Regions from separate parts of the Mus musculus genome. Here region 2 is linked to region 1. A link is a loop called in an ENCODE intact Hi-C map of the cell type or tissue named here. Cell type or tissue: left cerebral cortex. All regions are shown on one strand. Links, peaks and the distances in the headings refer to the core of each region. The heading gives the core; the rest is flanking DNA.

Region 1 (7,876 bases), core at 1,699-6,698:
CCAGCAGAAAGAATGAAACAGGCAACCTCAGGAGGTAGAAGGTTGGGGAAAAACCCCAGAATGCACCAGAGACCTGGGAGGTGAGAGACTTAGATGAAATGCCATACAATGGGGAGAGGAAACTTATAGAGCCTACCTCCAACAGAAAGTCAGGCAATCAAGTGAGGGATGGGGTTGCCATCCCACAGTCAAAGACTCTGACCCATAATTGTTCCTGTTTGAAATAACTGTAGTAACAAAAAATGGAGAAAAGCCTGAGGAAAAGGAGGTCCAGTGGCAAGCCCATGGTGGGATTCAGATCAGGGAAAGACCCAAAGATCTGACACTACTTCTGAGGCTGTGGAGTGCTCACAAAAAGGGGCCTATCATGACTGCCTTCTGAAAGACCCAACAACCAGTTGAGAGAATCAGATGAAGATATTTACACCAAAACAATGTGCAGAAGCTGATGACCCTGTGGTTGAATTAGGAAGAAGCTAAAAGAAGCTGAGGAGAAGGGAGACCCTGTAGGAGGACCAGCAGTCTCAATTAACCTGGAACCTCAAGATTTCTCAGACACTGGACCACCAACCAGGCAGCATATACCAGCTAATATGAGACCTCCTAACACATAGAGCAGAGGACTGCCACGTATGGGTTCAATCAGAGATGATGCACCTAACTCTCAATAAAATGGAGGCTCTAGGAGGTGGGGAGATCTGGTGGGGTGAGGAGTGGGGGCTGGGAACATCCTCTTGGAGACTGCGGGTGGGAGAAGGTATGCGATGTGGAACTGTCAGAGGGAAGACCAGGAGAGGAATAAAATATGGAGTGTAAAAAAAAAAAGATTTAATAATTTTTTTAAAAATTCCTAACATCTCACATTGTTTTACTCCTGTTAACCACTTAAAATAAAGATATGATAACATTAACCATAACTCTAGAATAACAGATGGGAGAACCACTAATATTTCCTTAATATTTCTAATAAGTGTTCATAGAGAGACATGAGTTAAGATTTATACAACCACTACTTTTCTTCTTCATACATTTTTAGATTAAGCATATATTAGTTACTATAGTTATACAGATATGGAGTTCAGATAATAGTGAGACTTCAGTATATATTTTTGAAAATACATTTTTGAAGAAACTAATTCTTCAGGTTGTATATCCTTTTTTATGAGTCAGGATTGGCTCAAAGGTTGCTCTGGAGGAACAAAAGCATTTATTGTCTAAAGTGATATCCTGAGAAAGTAATCTTGAAACTGTAGATACTGAGGGTCACAACATAACCACACTTTGGGGAACTTTTAGCAAAGATAGTGCCAATAGTTCACAGCTAAAAAGACATCTTGGTAACAGAGGGCTCTTAAAACAGCAAGACTTGACTGTTGCAAGGTAGATGAGAAGATAGGTGATCAGAGATACAAGAAACAGATTTAAATGTGGTCTTAAGCTCCTTCCGTGGACAAAAAAGCCCTCTCAACATAGATCTGACTAGGGAAGACATTAAGAGGGCTAGTATGTACTTGCAAAACACCCTTAGTCTTTCTCAGACTTTCCCCTCCACCCAATTTATCAAATGGAATGAGTTATATGTCTGCAAGTTATCATGGCATCTTTACCTATTTGAAGAAAGGTAAGACAGGGGAGATGGGCAAATACTGATAAGAGTTATCAGCTTTTGGACTCAGGGTGATCAAAGATGTGCAGCATGCTATCTTGGGTCCTCCTGCTGATTTTGTTTCTTTTCTTATATCTTCTTTATCTTCTTTTCTTTTCTCCTCCTCTCCTTTTTTCTTCCTTCTCCGTCCCTCTCTCTTTTCTTTCCTCCTTTGTGTGTTTGTTATTGATCAATTCTACCTTGTTTGGGTCTAAGAATATAATTGTTGCTTTAAGGAACTACTCATTCATGATTCTGTCTGGACAGAGTAACCAATGAGTAAGCTAATGTCCCATGTTCAGTCAATTTGAATTACATTCTTGGCATTTAGAAGCATCAAGAGGTATGATGCATCGGCAAAAAGTGTTTGGCACTGAGGAATCCACCCCCTCTAGCACTCTAATGAGAAAATCCTTTAACTTGGTTTGTTTTGAAACAACTCCAGATCCCACTTCTACAGAGTCTACTGCATATTGTTCCTCTTACCAATATAGTAGCTTTTCAATAAATTCCTTATTTGTTTTTAGTAGAAATATAAGCTTCCCCTGTTCATAAGGAGCTTAACCCTCTTCAATATATTACTCAATACACTGAACCCTTTCTACTGAGAGGGAGGTTAAGGAATTAAAGAAATCCTGAAAATCTGAGACACCTGCATTTTGAAGTAGATTGGGGAAAATAAATGGTCAGAGTACCAGGTTTGACTAATTTAACAACAAATAAAATTCAATGTAATTGAGAGTTTATGGAATCTTATTTGTGGCAGCTATGTTCTAAAGAGATTTGCCATCAAAGTAAAATGACTCTGTGCAACATGAGGGCTTCTTAACAATGGTCCACATTCCCCTATTTATGACTCCGAGTGATGCTACAGGCAGATTAGGTTGCCTCATGTGTAATACCCAGAATTTCCTTTCAACTCCTTATCTGGTTCTTATACAAGAGGATCCCATTATCTTCCACTCTTTTCTCAGCCATGTCTACAAGTCATTTATTATATTGTACCAATTCCTGAAACTTAGCAAATTCTTGAAAAGAAAGATTTAATCTCCTCAGGAGAAGCTAGGAGAGATTTATGGACGCCTATTCTTAACATGTCAGAATGTGGCTTAGATGCTAAATTTACTGGGCCCGCCTACATAGCTGAATGTTTCTGTGACTCTGCTGGAAATAATAGCTTTAGGAAGCATCCAGAAGCATTTGAGAAAATATTTGAGAAGAGACAGACTTGCAGGTTTTACAAGGATTTCTTGTTTTGTAAAAGAACATTACATTTTAAGGAGCTCATTAAGTTGTTTTCTCTTATGTTTGACCCCAAATTAGAGATTAAATTTTTTAATTTTCTCTTCCAAAATCATCTGCAAGATAGTAGTAATGAGCTTCTGAGTTTTCAAATGCCACACACAATGAAAACATTAATTCCTAAGTAGTAGTGTGGAACGAATTGAATTCTGTTAGGTAGCCTTTACGGTTCTCATTTTGCCCCGTGTTTAAAAATTGTGGGTAATTTAAAAAGAAATGCTCATGTAAGTGAGCCAGTAGAAATATCTTAATCATGGAACAAAAGGCTAAAAGCCCAATTATGTTATATATTGTGTATTTTTCTCTATTAACACTTTGTTCACCTGTTCAGAATCTTTACTCACTAAGGTTCTTACAAATGTGTTGGTTTTTCTTCCCTCTTTTATAAAAGAGAATGGCACTCTGTTACTCAAATATGTTCCCCCTTGTCTTCTGAGACTCTAGTCAGCTTGTCCTAGCAGAAGGAATAGGTAATGAAATTCTCTCCAAGTAGGTATAGATGTATCAATCACTTTAAGTAGAAACAATCATTCCTCAAACCATTTGGAGCCAGCATCTCTGAGCACAGAAACAGCACCAGTGCTTTTTCTCCTGTTAAAAAAACATCTTTTCCATGTGATGCTTAAGATTTGCCACCCACCCATAAGCCAGAGAGGTCAAGACAAGCAGATTTCCTGATAGTGTTTGAGGGACTGATAAGGAAAGTGCTCTGTAATCTGGGCTTAAAGTTGACTGAAGATTGGAACCTCAAAGAGGAGGGGGCAAGGCAGAGCCCTGCTGCAATCCTCACGGCGTTCCCCAATCTCTGCTCAGGTTAGGTTTGAAGACACAAAAGATTCATGTTCCTTTTCCATGTTGTGAAGATGCAGTTTTAGGTAACCTAGCATCACCTACACAATTCATTTTTTTTCTCCCTCCTACATAACAGAATGATTTTAAATTTGCGATGCTATCTTTTTCTCCAGAATCATAACATGTGTTCAGCCTTTGTCTTGGTATTTTAGTATTTTTAGGAAACACTTGGTATTTAGGCAGTTTTTTAGGAAACTAACACCAGAAGAAGACATGTAAAGTAAGGCATTTATTGCAACCACCTCCACCCAGCATGCCTCCTTAGCCATCTCAAACCTTAAAGCCCGGGTATTGGAGAGCTGAGGGTGAAAGCACACTGCAGATGAACTACAGAACCCTTACATTTACATGGCGCACTCTACTCACAGGGAGGCACTGCAGTCTTCCCAGGGCCTTGCTGTTGGGCAGCAGAGCAACTCTCACTTCCCGTCCCCAGATACAGAGCAGCATCAATGTAGAAATATTAAAGAGGAAATTAATAATTTATTTCAAAAATTCATTTGCAGCTGCACTTCAGTGAATTAATTACTTTTTCTTTCTCCTCTTATTCATTCCTCTCTCTTGCTAATGATCAAGTTGTAAGTCGTGGATGTAAGTGGTATTGGAGGAGGTGGGAGGTTTGTGGGACAGAGCAGGAAGCAAAGGGAAGATATGCTTTTATGTGTGTGTCCCATGGGACCTGATAAGTGAATACGGAATGCTTAAGCTTACTTTGTCATCTTTCTTTGCCCTAAAAGTAATAGGGAAACATATATACTGCATCACAGGTCCCACTTAGCATTTTAGAGGAGCAAAAAAGTTAAAATCCAGCAAGCAAAATATATGTTATTTAAAAAGATTAATCTGCTGTTTACTTCTGCAACATCTATGCAATTAACTTTCTTATATGCTCATTAGTGTAGCCACACAGAGAAAGCAATTGTATAAATTTGCTTAAGTATTAAATGGAGCTCTTCCATTAACGTCTATAAAGTTTGGAGGAAGGTACTCTAATTTTTTGCATGAACTTTGCTTCTTACAGATTTGGCAGATGACTCTAAGGTGATGAAATGATAAAGTTCAAATTCATGGCCATTTTAAGGATTTTTCTAATTGAAAAGAGAAAATTGAGTAAAAGCAGTTTTATTGGTCACACCACAGACTGAGGAAAGCACATGATGTCTTGCATATTCAATAACATTCTGCAGATACTGAGGCTGTTCCCATCATGGCAGTTCAAGTTGCCGTTTAAGGGAAAGCAAAACGTAGTGTTTATTAAACACCTTTTTCTAATCAGCCATGGAATGGAAGAAAAGACCATTGTATTAATGAGATATTGAAAAACAAATGAATGTAGAAACAAATACCAATTTTTTCCCTCTAATAATCTTGTTGCTCTGTCCCAGAAGCTGTAGTCATTTGAGCACCAAATGAGCCTCTCTAGGATAAACAGCTTCTCTGTGTCCAACTGAATCTTCTGGTACATGAATCCACAGAATGGGAGTAATGTTAAGAAGGAATCAGAAAGGAATGAGTGTTTAATTTTATTCCAAAGACCAGAGACAGAGAGAGGAGAAAGAATACAGAAGAAGGATATAAAGGGTGCTGATGGTGTTGGGGGGGGGGGCAGGTATTCATCTGTCCTATGTAGTACTCATTATTGCCAAGAGAGCCTTGTGACTATGTGGTGAGACTCCATTTAGTATGCATGGCTATGCTGTCCCCAAGACAATAATGAAGAGGCATTTGCTTCAGCTTGCATATGACTTGACATGATCAGACACAGTTTCTTTAGTTGATTTTAAATCAGTTTCCTGAAGGTGGGGGTGGTATCACTCCATCTAAAGGAATAGGCAACGTTGTCTCCCCTTGGATAGTGAAACCAAAGTGTTTGTGACTATGTCTTTCTCTGCCACAGACACTGAAAATGGATCTTAAAATACCATCACAGCATTTCATGTGTGATGTATATAGACACAACCAGATGATTTATCTAGATAGAAATGACTTTCTCCTTCAATACTGAAACCTCCTCATATCTTATGAATTCACAATTATACCATAAGTCCTGTGTAGTCTGAGGTTAATGTTTACACATGATCTAAAGGAGAAACATATTCAATAATATTAAGTCACTAATGGCGTGCATTAATTTCATATACCAGTACAGTTCTATTGGCCATGAATGTACTCTTTACATCTCTCACTTAAAAGACCTTATGTGAAACTGTTCATCACGTCCTGAAGAGTGTGCAAGCCTCTACCTGGGGTATAGTGCCACTGTCCCTTAAAGGTCTTGCAATATAATTTGATAATTTAATGAAAACTGTCTAGCTATTCCACATTGTCTGTGTGAAAATAAGTAGTTTTACCTGTAGTAATCGATGAAAACTTTTCCCTCAATGTCTCCTGATAAGGAACTATACCAGTAGCTGGAGATTCAGTGGTCATCTTTCCTTCCTCATTTCTTCAGCAAGACCACTTAGGGCTCTTTAATGATCCGCTTTAGGGAACTTATGCTTATGAAAAACAACCCTGTCTGTTCTGTGCATTTAAAGTTTGTCTCCTGCCAGATTCTACTTGTTCTGAAAGCTGCCTGAGGTTTTTAACTACCTAGTACTGCCCCCATGTGGGCCACAGGAGACACTGGTACAAGAAGTTACCTCCATTCCATTTTCTACATCACCAGAGGAAAGTAAAAGACTTGGTTTTAGAAATAATTTCTTCCCTTCCCACTGATTTGAATTCCCACGTGAACTAGAACTGTTTTCTAGTCTCAAAGTGAATCCAAAAATGTAGCTAGATTGTATATACGGGGAAAAAAACAAAACAAAACAAAACAGGAGAGAGGATAGGAAAAAATCTAGGCCAGTGTTAACTCCCATATGGGATTCTTGATTTCTTTTTTCTACCCAGAAGGTCAAAGCCCTGCAGAATTGGTATGCAGATCACATCCACAGCAAGTGCAGTTCCAGACTAGGAGATGTGCTAATTGGCTCACCTGCCTGAAGAACCAGGGTACCAGTCAGCTGCCACGCAGTCTCTGAGGGAAGCAGGCTTAATGCAGGACAAAATGTTCTCGACACTGCACTGTCTCCCATGACTGTTTCTTGCAAGCAGTCTGGACAAATACAGTGGTGACTGGAGAAGGTTCATAATTATTCCCGGTTTATAGGCTAATATGTACATTAGGGATTTTGAATGCTATTTGATTCAGAAGAAATTAAAATTAAAGCCATCTACCCTTCAGGCTTTTTTTTTTTTTTAATTGTGTCTCTACAGTATTCCGAAGAGTATTTTGTATAGTATACTGCCTAAGAAGAACGTAGGTTTTTGGCAGCCATATTAACGCCCTTTGAGCTTGTTTCAGCATTAAAAACATGACTAAGGCTACGTCTCTCACTGGACAGTGCTGTACAAGAAACAGCCATGTTACAGATATGCATGTAATCCCTTCAACTACTGCCTCAGGAAAGCAACTCACTATTGCTTATTACCAAGACAGTTTCTGGAAATAAGGAATGTTTCTGAAAAGAAAGACAATCTCTAGTTAGCTAGCTATGGCTTTGTTCTAACCAGGATCGAGATTCTCGGGGCTCCCTTTGATAAGGAGCTTAGCTCTTTCTGAATCCTACAGTCAGAGGTAATGGGAACAGAAACAGATGACAGCTTTCCTCAGTTTGTTTATTAAACCCGATAACTTACCCTGGCTAATGAGGTAGAGGCTTTGCATGTTTCCCTTGCCTAATGTGACTCATTAAATGTACAATTATTAAATATCCTGATAATTGTGGTAGTCATGATAATGGAAATGATAGCCATGTGATGACATTGATGAAGGAAGAGAGCATTCTTAAGTAGAGATCTGGTTTGCTGAGGCAAATCCAAGAAAGTCAAGAATGTCCTTAGGAATGTACAGAATGTATACAACTAAGTATTCCTTTGTTATATAATTCTAATAAAATAAGATGTAATAACTGAGACCATCCGAATACACAAACAACAACAACAAATTCCTATGCAACAAGAACACCTTGGGTGACATCAGCTTGGGTTTCATCCTGAAACTAGCAGAGAAATAGTCTTAATGTTTTAATT
Region 2 (7,876 bases), core at 901-5,900, 150 kb before region 1:
TCTTGGGCAGGCCTTCTTGTCGATTTTCATTTTGCTTTGCTTTTTTTCCCTGATAAACATTCAGTAACTAAAACAGAGCCTTGGATATAGTAATTATTAAGTAACTGTCGAATAAATGCATGAATGAAAATACACTATTTTATATGGTTTTGAATTCCCATAATCATTTAAATATGTATACTTAGTGCAATACATAAATATTATAGTCAATGCAAAAGGTGTTTCTCATTTTGGAAAAAGAAAAGAAGGTTATGGTATTGTTTTCAAAGAACAATTTATTGGTTTTAAGTTGACTTCCAGTTCAGATACATGAATATTGAAAGGATAATGAATAATAAAAAACAGGGCTTGACTGCTTGCTAATCATGTAGTTTTATAATTGGCTCCATGGTCTCATATACCTTTCTCTCTAATGGAATCAACATTGGAAGTTGCTAATGTAGGACATATTTCAAGGCTAGGCTAGGCAAATACTGTGTTTTTCTTTATTTTTTGGGTGCGGGAATTTTAGTAGGTTTCTTCTGGGATACTTTCTCTAAAAAGAATGCCAGTTGATGGCATCTTGGCGTTAGTATTCCTAATTAAGAAAAGAGTTAAAGAAGGGAGATGTCTTTTTTAGTTTCCTCCTCCACCATGGGTGGTATCTGGTTAATAAGACACACAAGAAGCTGTGACAGCTATGTTCTGACCTTGAAATCACAAACATAATGAAAAGGCAAACACATAGAGAAAAAACAAATATAGTGGTGGATAGCCATTTATCACAATTTGAGATGCTAGAATAATCTTGCAATTGACAATCTATGGAAATCTCAGTGAGTGAACTATACATATTCTCACACAGTGTTCCTGGACACTAGTTTTTATCCTGAGGTGAACACAATAGAATGGAACAAATTACTTAGGGGAAATCAACGTGGAAAAAAACCCCAAAAACTTCAGATGAAAGTATGTTTCAAAATATCAGAAATGGGTAAGAAATTATAGATCAAAATCAAACCTCTGGGATATTGGTAGTGCATTTGATTGTTTAAAATACAAGAACCTAATTTGTTTGACTAAGTGCAAACAGGAAAATATTAGAAAATATGATGATTAGTACTTGAACTGTTCCAGAGAAGTAAATTGAATAATTTTGTTATTTGTAAACCAGATGTTTGAACAATTATATGCACTTAGTTATAAATTAAAGAATTCAATTCTGTGGTTTACTAGTGCATTTGCTGGAAAATACAAGAATATAAGCAGGCCTTTGAAGTAATTTAGCATGGGTTTGAGGCTAAACATAGCTCCATAATTCCAAAGTCTTTGAGTCATAAATTTGGTTATAGCTACCAATCAATATGTGACTTTAGGTAATATGGATCACTCAAGGTGGGGAGGGCACTGGTCTTTTCTAACACAGGAAAATGGTGGGTTGCAGGAGGGCCTGCAGAAGTAATAGAAATAGCATTGCTTCTAAGGAAAAATGAATAAAATAAGGAAGGGAAGTAAAGGCATTGCTGTGTGTTCTGAGTGCTGATAAATTTAGTTAGCTAATTATTCTGAGTTAAAGTGTTATTTGTTATTTGCCTTGTGACGTAAGTATTAAGAATAAGAAAGCCTGTTTTGCCATGGCAGCTCAACTACAAGCTTGGACTAAAGTGGTTCTCTTCCTGGGTCCTATCTTTAGCATGCACTCTAGGCCATTACAACACCAATTTTGTTAAATAGCATAAATTTGCACTGGTGTTCCTCTAAAGAAGGAAAAAAAACTTTCTTGAACCTTATCAGTGAGACTTAGCCTTTTGATTTTGAATGCTTCTAAGATCTCAGGGAATTTGAGTAATGTCTGTATAGCAAAATCTGTTTCCAAGTATATCCCTAGAAACAGGCAAAATGGAAGACAAACGTATTTCCAGATTTCAGCTTTGATAAAATGATGCAGGTATAAGTCTTCCTAAATATAGAGGAGATAAAAGACTTTTGGCTTTGTCATGCTTGTCCCATGTACCCTTCTGGTGTGGAACCTTATATTATCCTCAGAGTGAACTACACGATCTGCTGTTCCAAGTGCAATAAGAAATTGTGGTTCTCCCACCAGGAATCAGATTCCAGTCTCCTCCTCAGATAGGACTGTCCCTACAACTAGTTCAAAGCCTCTAATTTGGAACATTCTCCTTACCTAGCATGAGCATAGGAAGCCAGCACATAAGTTCTCCACCAAGAGTGACTTCTTGACTGCTCTTGCTCTTAGGCCCTGGTTTTCCCCTTCATATACTTGTAACTTCCTACCCAGGTTATGAGCATCGTGGGTCATTTCTGATCCTACAATCTATTTTTACTCACTTTGTAGCTGCGCTTTAGTAGATACTATATCATAATTAGTCTTGTCCTTTGTCTCTGATGACAGCAGAAGCAAGGATAAATCCTGCTCTTCAGTTGTCAGAAGTAAAATCTTGATTAGTATTGTGGAAACAAATGTCTGGCACAGAGAACCATCCACTCATTCTCTCTGCACTCAGGTCAACATTCTCCAGGGAACTATATTTCCAGGGCTTTACAGGGACTGTAAGGATACACACACAACATGAGAAACTCCTTAAAAAGAGAAATTGTTTTCTCCATTCTGATATGTAATCCCTTTCTTTCCTGTTATAAGCTAGGGCATTGCTGTGCAATGTCACATTTGAGAAATAGCTCAACAATCAAAAAGTAATTAAAACCAATCCCATACTTTGCTGACATTTCTTGAAGATGGGCCACAGAATTTAATACATAATTCATATCAATGTCTTCACACTCTGCCACTGCCCCCAAACCTTTTCATCCACACTTTATAATCTATTCTCAGAAAATCTTACAGAAGCTCATTTTATCTGAATCCTTACTACCTTTATCCTATTCAATTTTCTGTTTTATTTTCCATAAGCATAGATCAATGTTCCCCTGATTTTTCTTATTGCAATATTCCTCCACTAGGAAGGACTGAGGATTTTCCTGAGAGGCTTAAAACTTGAAACACACACACTCATTCACAAACACAAATAAATATACACTCAATTTTACACACACACACATACACATACACAGAGAGACACACACAACACAGACACAGACACAGAGAGACAGAGGCAGAGAGAGACAAAGACAGAAACAGAGCTAACAGGCTAACACAGATAGTGAAAGACAATTTTCATAAAAGAACAAAAAGATTGGAACATGCATAATTAAACATCTTTTAACACCCCCATCTCCCTGAGAATCATTGTCAATGCCTCGGTTCACCTTTTTTTCTTTTGGGGGCTAGGAGGAGAATCAGTCTTACTGAGCTCACACAACCCTGTGCTTGGAGCAGAGAGCCAAGACTCCTTCTGTTTATTACGAGAAGGAGCTCAAGGTACTTAGTTTTAAGCTGCACCAAATCTGGTATCATTTATCTGTTTATGCTATTTTTTTTAAAGCCTTTAAAAATTCAGTGCAGAACAACAACAACAAAAAAGCAAATTGTCCTTTGATTCTATAATGGCTTTTATTCCCCAGAACTGCAGTGTGCAAATAAAAGAAAGCAAATTATGTTCTGAATTAAACTTTTTTTGCTTCAGCTAGGCTGAGTCACCTTTGACGTTATTTTTCTTTTCTTTTTTTAAAAGAGTTTCTGGCTGTACATCTAGAGCTATTTAAAAAAATGTCACATAGAAATCTGCAAACTTTAGGATGTTCTACTCCAGGCAAATAATCTAAAGAAATGGAGCTAAGCTGAATTTACCCCTTATTTCCCTAGGCTTTGGTTTCTATCCAAGTCTATCGGTATCTATAGTAGCATCCAGAATATTAAAGCACAGCCATTATAGATGTGGGCCTCTCTGGGCCTGTTGAATGCACCACAGATGGCAAAATGTGACTGGAGAGGGAATATAAATGTATTAAACTTCACCTTGCATATATCTGATAGTAGAAAGAGAACTAAATGCAATGCATATTTTAGGAAATGACTTCAGAATGTTCTTCATCCTTCTTCGTAGCCAAGCATACAAGGAGGACTCTCATTGTAGTGCTAGAGAAAAGCACGTGAGATAGAAATGCTTGGTAGACAAAGGAGAGAGATAGGCATAAACATCTTTTAGCTCCTGTCTTTTCCTATGATGTAGGGGATTTGTTCTTCTCATGAATGCTAGCTATGGGCAGTAGCAACTTCACATTTCCCTTGTGGATCCTGGGGACAGAATTCTAATGAGAAGGCAGTTGGAGGCAGAGGGTGTGTCCAGACATGGTTCACACAGATGTAGAGTAGTTTAAGGAGACTGTTCAGTACCTTGAAAGATAATGATGGTGATCATGCCAGAAGATGGCTGGCTATCATCCTGTCTCAACCTTTGCTACTTTTGGGCCATGCCTTTGTAATCCTGACCAGTGAAAAGTAGAGTTGTTACTTTAGGAATTTTTCTGAGAAGCACTAAGTAAATGAAACCGTAAGGAGAGTAGCGACATCTCCTACTCAGGATAGGATATGGGAAGAGGCATTTTAGCTGTGGCTCATGGATTCTACAGTCTATGTAACTTCTTCCTAAATTCCATCTATGTAAGTAATTAACTGTCAGATCTTCAGTAGGTACTTTGCCTCTGTGATCCCCAAATTCTTCAGTCTCTTTTTTTTGTGTGTGTGTGGGGGGGGGTGTTCAAGACAGAGTTTCTCTGTGTAGCCCTGGCTGTCCTGGAACTCACTCTCTAGACCAAGCTGGACTTGAACTCAGAAATCCACCTGCCTTTGCCTCCCAAGTGCTGGTATAAAGGCATGTGCCACCACTTCCAGGCTTCTTCAGTCTTAACAATCCCCCACCTAAGATTTTTGGCTCCATCTCTTCAAAATTTTTATGTTAAATAACACACTTGCCTGAGGTTATATGGACATGGAAATTTTGACAAAGTTCAGAAGATATTCCTTGGTACATCTTAGATGGTAATGAATTATATATAAATCACCATCACTGACATTATCATTATACCACAACCAAATATTTCTCCACATGTACCAAATTTCCATGTGCCCTATGCATCAATTAACTCAAAAAAGATGAGTGCTTGTGTTGGCCAAGACCTCGTACTGATTTGGGAAGCTGTTTGCAAAGTAGAAAGACCTACACATAAGCTGCCCATGGTGGTCTTCTGATCACTATGTGCAAAGCACCAGAAGTACTTGACTCACTGTAGAGGGTAAGCAGGTCTCACAGGAGAGAAGGCATATTTGAAGTAGTTCTAAAGGATGGACAGAGATCATCAGATGAGGATGCAATGAAAGATGGTGAACTACAAAAGATTGAGTAGCATGTTTATGGGAATCCAAAGTTGAAAGCAAAGTCAATTAGTGTTTAGTTCTTAAAAATAAAATACTCATTTGAGTGAAGGGAAATTGTCATGGATTGAGGTGGGGGACTAGCATATAGGAAAGTGAAGTGCATCTAGAGGTTTCACTAGGGCTGAGGGACTGGTGCCTATTCATGTGTGTGTATGGAAAATCCATTGGAAGACTTGTCAGGAAATGTCACCCCAGGGCTTTTGTATCTGACATGCAATTGTGGTATGTTGTGAAGGTTTTATTTGGAGGAAATTGTAGATGAGATGAAGAAACACAAATGAGAAAATTTTTACTCTAAAGAGGCATTTTAGACCAGAGCTAGTGCTGGTATAGGGAACAAGGCACAGTTCAGAAAAGGAAAGGCAAGGGACTTCTGCTGTCTTTATACCTCCATGGATACACTTAATACACCAAAAAGATATTAACTTTTCTAGATATCCCAATGAAAAACCAAACAGTTCTTAAGTAATCCATTGTTTCCACCTGGAGATAGCTTAAGTTATCTAAGGGTATTTTGAGCTTGTAAAAAATTGTTATTTTCCTCTTTTAAAAATTAGTGTTGAAAATTAAACTTCACACTTCAAAGAAAGACACCATATATACATTAATTTATTATGAAACATCACTATATTTCTACAAGTCTGCCACAATCTGAATATCTTTGAACTTGTATCCAAGGTGACCTCCTGTTCACTTTGCGTTAACTGCTGCTGTGACTCTTTTTAATAGAATATTTTCAAGGGTGCATTTGTCTACATAATCTGGTTTATAGATAGCTGAATTAAGAAGGCAGCTGACCAGAGAGAAAATATCTTTTAGAGTAGTATGTTTTCTTAGTGATTGTGAATGAGTTAGGCTAGCTTATGGTACAAACTTTTACAGAGTAAAGACTTAAAGTTAAGAGACCAAACATCAAGGAACTTCCACACCTACCTCTCTCCAAGTGAATTTTATAATAGATGCATTGTTGGAAACCAGCAAAATATTTTTAAAGCAAGCACATTTACATTTCATTTCTAACAGGGATCATTAACAAATGTATCTATATGTCTCATATGCCCAAATCACCTGCATGAACACTACACAGCACAATAATTATTCCTTAGGTCAGCACTGAAGAGAGTTGTATGGACATGTCTATCATGTGCCCCTGGGAAGATCATCTTCTCTCAGCCTCAGTTTTCTCTCTGCAACTCAGGGAAAACAACAAGAATTGTAACAGTATTTATAGTTCATCATGGGGACCAAATAAATAAAATAATAAAATGATTTGAAGTTTGGAAATTTTAGAAAAATACTACTGAGAAGAAACAATATAAAATTTTGTAAATGAAGAAGTACAAATTTCTCTTGCAATGGAAATAAAGTTATTCAATCAACTCCCTATGAAGATGAGACTTTTACTCATAGTCTGGGTTCTTTTTTTTTTCCTCAGATCAATAAGAACATCTGAACATGCACCAAAAGCATTTAATTATTATATACTAGTCATAGTACTTAAGTTGTGGCCCTAAAAGAGTAAGAAGACATGGTCTTTCCTAGAAAACTTAGTGTCTATGGTATAAAAAGTACTTAAACTACTAATTACAGTGCAAGCTAGAAGGTAGTGAGAGGTTGGTGATCTATAGACATGCCAGTGCTTGCTACCTCACAGAGTAGAAAACTTACATATATTCATAAAAAGCTGATGTTAGAATGTCAGCTATCTCATAAACAGAGGATTGGAGAGTGTGGTACATATTTTTATTAAGAGTGAGTTCTATTGCAAGCTTGTACAACTACTCTGAAAGTCAGTCTGGAGGTTCCTCAGAAAATTGGACATAATACTATCGGAGGGTCTAACAATACCTCTCCTGGGCATATACCCAGAAGAATTTACAACAGGTAATAAGAACACATGCTCCACTATGTTCATAGCAGCCTTATTTATAATAGCCAGAAGGTGGAAAGAACCCAGATGTCCCTCAACAGAGGAATGGATTCATAAACTGTGGTACATTTACACAATGGAGTACTACTCAGCTATTAAAAACAGTGGATTTATGAAATTCTTGGACAAATGGATGTATCTGGAGGATATCATCCTTAGTGAGGTAACCCACTCACAAAAGAAGTCATTAGATATGCACTCACTGATAAGTGAATATTAGCCCAGAAACATAGAACACCCAAGATACAATTTGCAAAACTCAAGAAAATCAAGAAGAGGGAAGACCAATGTGTGGATACTTCATTCCTCCTTAGAATTGGGAGCAAAATACCCATGAAAGGAGTTACAGAGACAAAGTTTGGAGCTAAGGTGAAAGGATGGACTATCCAGAGACTACCCCACTCGGGGATCCATCCCATAATCAGTCACCAAACCCAGACACTATTGCATAAGCCAGCAAGATTTTGCTGAAGGGACCCTGTTATAACTGTCTCGTATGAGGCTATGCCAGTGCCCGGCAAATACAGAAGTGGATGCTCACAGTCATCTATAAGATGAAACACAGGACCCCCAATGAAGAAGCTGGAGATAGCACCCAAGGAGGTGAAGGG

The links. Hi-C counts contacts between places; a loop is a spot of excess contacts. Peaks named below come from ENCODE experiments on the same cell type or tissue, not always from the same donor. Only the 100,000 strongest peaks of a DNase experiment are listed, where the experiment ranks them.
Region 2: it touches region 1 in a loop (8-fold over the local background); 2 of 42 quality-filtered maps call a loop at or near these places.

What each region holds. Positions count from the first base shown.
Region 1 is chr12:45,928,477-45,936,352 of GRCm38, reverse strand. No RefSeq gene overlaps it. Among named protein-coding and RNA genes, the nearest start is that of Gm33811, 38 kb to the left of the region's middle. In left cerebral cortex, for the core only: a CTCF peak has its summit at 6,411 (motif pointing left); DNase peaks (open chromatin) are centred at 3,822, 4,017, 5,579, 6,386 and 2 more places; H3K27ac peaks cover 2,281 bases.
Region 2 is chr12:46,079,377-46,087,252 of GRCm38, reverse strand. All of the region lies in intron 2 of Gm33811 (a long non-coding RNA gene), which reads right to left. Among named protein-coding and RNA genes, the nearest start is that of Gm24948, 99 kb to the right of the region's middle. In left cerebral cortex, for the core only: no CTCF peak of the experiment used is centred there; DNase peaks (open chromatin) are centred at 3,595 and 3,831; H3K27ac peaks cover 1,646 bases.